Linked DNA regions of Homo sapiens: region 1 is linked to region 2. Evidence: chromatin loops called from intact Hi-C (ENCODE). Cell type or tissue: transverse colon. All regions are shown on one strand. Links, peaks and the distances in the headings refer to the core of each region. The heading gives the core; the rest is flanking DNA. Region 1 has its middle 270 kb from the start of THRB. Region 2 overlaps LOC124909355 (a long non-coding RNA gene).

Region 1 (2,924 bases), core at 171-2,670, 50 kb after region 2:
TGTGATTATGTCTGAATAGCTGCTACTTAGAAGAGGGATCAACAAACTTTTTCTGTAAAGGGCCAGATAGCAAATGTTTTAGTTTTTGAGAGCTATAAAGTCTCTGTTGCAACTATTTAACTGTTGCTGTGCTGTGAAAACAGCCATAGAGATTACATAAATGGATGGATATGGCTGTATTCCAATAAAATGTATTTACAGTAACCACCAACAGGTCATATTTGGCCTGTGGGATGCAGTTTTCTGAGCCTAGCTCTAAAATATGCCTGTATATTGTCCCTTAATCATAGTGTCTAGTATATTTATATTTATTTATCCAAGGAAGATGCTGAGAAGCCTGGGGTGGGCGTAGGAGAAGAGGGGAAGGTTTCGAGGCCAAACTTAGCCAAACATAGGCAGAGAAAGGATGGCAAGCTTCCAGAATTATCCATATGTTGTTAACCGGGTCTACACAGAGTTGGCTACACTGGCCAATAACTTGAAAATGTCTAGATACTGGATATGAACAAAGAAAAAAAATTATCACTAGTGGTAATTATACTCAATTCTTTCAGAAGGTCCTAGCAGAAAAGAGATCAGAGCAGGCAAAAGCAAAAATGTAACTTTTATTGAAAAAAGAAAACATGTTTGGAAGTTTTAAAATTAGTGTTAGAAAAGAATGCACTCAAATACTGATGTCGCCTCAGAAGTTCTTGCTATGAATGTAACCTTCCTGGAGGTAGAAAAAAACTGACCCTCCAATAAAATAGCTGTGGTTTGGGTCAGCAGTTTTCTTTCCCCTTTCCCAGCTCTTTTTCCCTTTTCCTCCTGAATCTGCACTGACCTCCCATCTCCCTCTTTTGGGGGCAAAGATTAAGCCGATGGGGGCACCCCAATCAGAAGTCCCTGACCGTCCCGTCCTTGGTTATTTAACCGCGATGGGTATTTCCGGGAAGGTCATCATTTCTTTCCATCACAATGAGTGATCGACTCAACATGGAGTTCATATTGCACCAAACACTTTCAAAAATGATTCATGTTAATGGCATGTCTCGGGGAATTGATGCTGAACAGAAGCTACAACTAAAGCTTAAAAAATGATTTAGCAATAGGAAAGCCCACAGACCACGGCACACGTAGGCACAGTAGATGGTAAACATCAAAGAATAAATACAACTAAAAGTCATAAAATCGGATAGACAATAAATCTGACAGTTCAAGACCTTTTGGGGCTTGAATCATAAAAAATAAAATTACTTACTCAGGCATTCCTGGGTTTGTTTATTTATTTATTTATTTATTTATTTATTTTTTGCCACACGTCTTTTACAGGGCAGTGAACTGAAGACAGTTTCATATTTCTGACGTGTTAGTGTGTTTTACAAAGGTGGTTGCCGCACAAAATAAAATCAAAAGGACATATTGAAAAAAATACCCTCCTTTTGTCCATAATACTGATCACTCCTTGAAGGAAGAGGTTGTTGGGAATTTATCCACCAAAATCAGACTTGAAGCTTTTATAGGTTTCCCATGGCAGCCACAAAATGTAACAAAAAAAGAGAACTGATATATCCAAATCATTCTTGTTTTTTATTTCCTTACAGTCCTTTTGTCTTCTAAGGGAGTTATAATTGGGTTTGTAGAGTCTATTTTATAAAATAAAAAGGAGAAAAGCATTGTAATGTTTTAGATGAACTGAAGGGAGAAAAGAAATATAGGAAGCTAACATTAGATTGAAGAAAATATTAATGTCAAAAATACCTTTTCTTCAAATATAAAATGTGTCCTTAGGAAAAGTTTCTGCAAAAGATCTAAACATAGATCATCCTTAATGTATTTTTAACTAAAGGAAGAAGAAAATAATAAGCAGACTAATTGTACCTTTGTTTCTTCTAAGACTTGCTTCCTATCTTAACTATTAAGTCATAATTCAAAAGCAGTATTAAACCTCCACTTATAAAGCATTCTGTTAAGACTTCTGTAACATTTAATAATGAACAAGACAAGATTCCACCCTCAAACCTGGGTCTAGAAAGCTGATCCTGAAGGTAACCGTTAAAGCCTTGCTGAGTAAAGGGAACTGACCTTGACTGTCTCAATTCTTTATGCATCTTGCTACTCCTCATACATAACTCAAAATAAGCTCATGAATACTTTTGGTTTTACATGTCTTACCTTCTTTTCCCTATTAGATATTAAAGTCCTTATCAATATTCAAGAAATATCGATCATCTACTGTGCATCAGAGACCATTCAACAATAACCAAGACATGTTCCTGCTACTGCAGAGCTTGCAATTAAGAAAGATATTAAACAATAATTATACAATGAATTATATAATTAATTTTGTTATAAAGACAGCAATGAACATTACCTAGTAGATCCATCTTATATATGTTCTTCATACCCCCACTGTTTGAGACATTCCTCTGCAAAAAACAAACAAACAAACAAACAAAAACAATAAAGTTGTTGATTATGTGACAAAATAAATTTTAGGAGTTTGGTTAGGTTACGTGGTTTAGGCAATGCGTTTTCAAAAGCGTCAATATTGCCCTCATAGGGGTGAAAATCGGTTTTGGCAGGGGTGAAAAAAATACTTCTTTTAATGCATAAAGCAGAGAGAGATATACATACAGCATATAAACAGATATATGTCATATGTGAGATATTAAAATATTATGGGGTAGCAGTTGGAAAAAATGTCAAAAAAGGTTTATTAGGGAGGGAAATGATAATGAAAAAACGACTGAGAAACACTGGTGTAGGCAACACCTGCTTACTAATATTCCATTTGTGTATACCAATTCCATACAACGTTCTCATGCTCTTTCTCCCCAGTCAAGGGAAGTGCTATCATCAGAAACTCTTGCCAGCCAAATGTATTATCCTTTGGCTCTGCTTGGACAGACGCAGGTTGTAGAACTCATAGTAAATAAAGGCTA
Region 2 (2,924 bases), core at 315-2,814:
TGGTAGCAGGGGTGAGTCCACAACTTTATTAGTTATCTATTGCAATTTAACAGATTACTCCCCAGACTTAGTAGCTTAAAATGACAATAAGCACCATTATCTCTCACAGTTTCAATGGTTAATAATTTGGGAGCATCTTGGCTGTTTTTGTCTCAGGGTGTCTCATGAAGTTACCACCAAGATGTTGGCCACAGGCCGGGCACGGTGGCTCACACCAGTAATCCCAGCACCTTGGGAGGCCAAGGTGGGTGGATCACCTGAGGTCGGGAGTTTGAGGCCAGCCTGACCAACATGGAGAAACCCGTCTCTACTAAAAATACAAACATTAGCCGGGTGTGGTGGTGCATGCCTGTAATCCCAGCTACTTGGGAGGCTGGGGCAGGAGAATCGCTTGAACCTGGGAGGCGGAGGTAGCAGTGAGCTGAGATTGAACCATTGCACTCCAGCCTGGGCAACGAGAGGGAAACTCCATCTTGGAAAAAAAAAAAAAAAAGATGTTGGCCACAGCTGAAGTCAGGTGAAGGATTAACCAGAGCCAGAGATCCCAGTTCCAATGAGGTTCATTCACATGGCTGTCAAGCTAGTGCTGGACTTTAGCAAGAGCGTCAGTTTTTCTTCACATTCAAGTCCTCTAGGTCAGTTTGAGTGTCCGAACAGCACAGTGCTGATTCCTTTTAGAAACAGAGATGAGAAAGAAAAAGAGATGAGAGAAAGAAGGAAGGAAGGAAAGAAAGAAAGGAAGGAAAGAGAGAGAAAGAAAGAGAAAGAAAGAAAGAAAAGAAAGAAAGAAAGAAAGAGAAAGAAAGAAAGAAGGGAAGGAAGGAAGAAAGAAAGAAGGGAAGGAAGGAAGGAAGGAAGGGAGAGAGAGAAGGAAGGAAGGAAAGAAAGAAAAAGAAAGAGAAGGAAAGAAGAAAGAAAGAGAAGGAAAGAAGAAAGAAAGAAAGAAAGAAAGAAAGAAAGAAAGAAAGAAAGAAAGAAAGAAAGAAAGAAAGAAAAAGAAAACAAATCAGGTAAAGTTGTATCCTTTTTATGACCTAGATTTGAGAGTTACACAGAAATTACACACTCTATTCATTAGAAGCAAGTCACTAAGTCTGCCAAAATCAAAGAAAAAGGAATGAGTTTCCATCTTTTGAAGGGAGGGGTGTCAAAGGATTTGCAGACATACTGAAACCACTACAACATCCTTCCTAGGGCTTCTACTGGAATGGATCAACTCCAGATGTTTTATTCTGGTTTTGTATCATCCTGGTGAAAGTTCAAAGTCAAAGGAAAGCCAAACTGTCATATTTTGTTCATGGATCTACCCTTTGGTGAGGGAGGCTAGAAATCTTGGCTTAAATTTCTACTAAAACTATACATAATGGAAATTATTAATAATTCCTAAAAGGATTTAAAGGTTTTATTATTTATATTTGTGTAATACAAATGATTTGGATATTAAGATTCTCAAAACAATAAAAGTCCACAACATATGGAAACAGCAAATTTGAAAAAAAAACAAAATTAAACGTATTAAATATCTATCAAATACAATTCCCTGTCACGTTGCATATTCTTTGACGAGCACAGCACAGTACTAACAACAGTGTTCACAAGATTGAAGACCTCCTGTATTGCTTTTCAATCTAATATCTCAAGCACAGTTAGATTTTCCATCTTACACAACTATGGATTTCTATTCTTCAATACTTTCTCTAAGCAAACGGTGTAACTGCTCATTAAATTGGTTCCTCTTCCAACTGTATTTCAATTAGTGGTAACATTTTTCTGTTACAAACTCTAGAAATGAATTCTATTACCAATAAAACTGTTCTTACTTCAGAGATGAATAAAATCTTCTAAAAATACTTTCTGAACTGACACTGTTAACCTCTCAGGATATAAGAAACTTTTATAACATCGTTTTTCTTGGTGTACAGGCAACCCAGAACCAGCTTCCACCTGGTTCTCTCTCTCTCTCTCTTTCCCTCCCTCTCTCCCTCCCACCCCTTTTCTGACCTTTCCAGAAGCAGAATTTGGCATGGAGCCCAGCTCTAGAATAGGTTTCTTTCCTTCACTTACTCCACTCTTAACAGCCAACTGGTTTGTTTTGGTGGGGAATCAGCCACCATGACATGAGAATGCTGCAAGTGTCTCACATGAAGAATCTGGTGCAGCTTCAAGAGTGAGGTGAACAATTTGGTAACACCAAGCATGCAGCAGACATCTCAGCAATAATTCAACAATAAAAAATAAAATTAGCAATTGATTTACCCCACCAAGAATCTATCAGTCATAAAAACAAAGAAAGTAAAAGAAAGAACTTTCTGTTTCTTTGAGTAAATGATTTTTGAAGGATGGCTATAAAGGAAATATAGTCAGTGTTTAATCTTGTAGTCCATAAATGTTTTCTTCAAGTTGCAGGAAGGAACTGAAGTGTAACAGAAGAGGGAAGGAATGTCCCACACCCATTCATGCCAAATGAAGTAGGATATTTACTAATACATGTTCAAAAAAGGGATAAGATGGGAACTGCAAAGACATAGGATTGAGGAGTGCACTAATGTGATATCACATGGTTTGAAACTTCTAACTTAACTAATAAATAGAAAATAATAACAATAATAGCTACCTCTGAAAAGACAGAAATGAGGCTCTGAGGTCATTAATCTGAGAGGCGTATAAAAGATGCATTTTTCACCTCCGCGATTTAGGGAATACTTACGCCACATCAGAGCAGACATTGCAACCTATTTGAATATATATTTTCAATATCATTTTGGCCTCATTGGCCTCATTTTTTTGGTGGGAAATAAAAACTACTCAAGCTTATCAGTCACATCCCACCTGTTCTGAAACAATAAGAAAGAGTCCCAGCAGACAACGTTTTCATACTTAGAAAGCTCAAGGTACTTAAAGAAATAACATTCTAATTACTTCTC

What was found. A loop is a pair of places that touch in the nucleus more often than their neighbours do. Peaks named below come from ENCODE experiments on the same cell type or tissue, not always from the same donor. Only the 100,000 strongest peaks of a DNase experiment are listed, where the experiment ranks them.
Region 1: a loop joins it to region 2, with 13 times the contacts of the local background. A loop is called at or near these places in 2 of 110 quality-filtered maps.

The regions. Positions count from the first base shown.
Region 1 is chr3:24,761,724-24,764,647 of GRCh38, reverse strand. No RefSeq gene overlaps it. Among named protein-coding and RNA genes, the nearest start is that of THRB, 270 kb to the right of the region's middle. In transverse colon, for the core only: no CTCF peak of the experiment used is centred there; no DNase peak of the experiment used is centred there.
Region 2 is chr3:24,811,454-24,814,377 of GRCh38, reverse strand. It overlaps LOC124909355 (a long non-coding RNA gene), which reads right to left. Exons shown (of 2, transcript XR_007095846.1): 2 at 1-671. Among named protein-coding and RNA genes, the nearest start is that of THRB, 320 kb to the right of the region's middle. In transverse colon, for the core only: no CTCF peak of the experiment used is centred there; no DNase peak of the experiment used is centred there.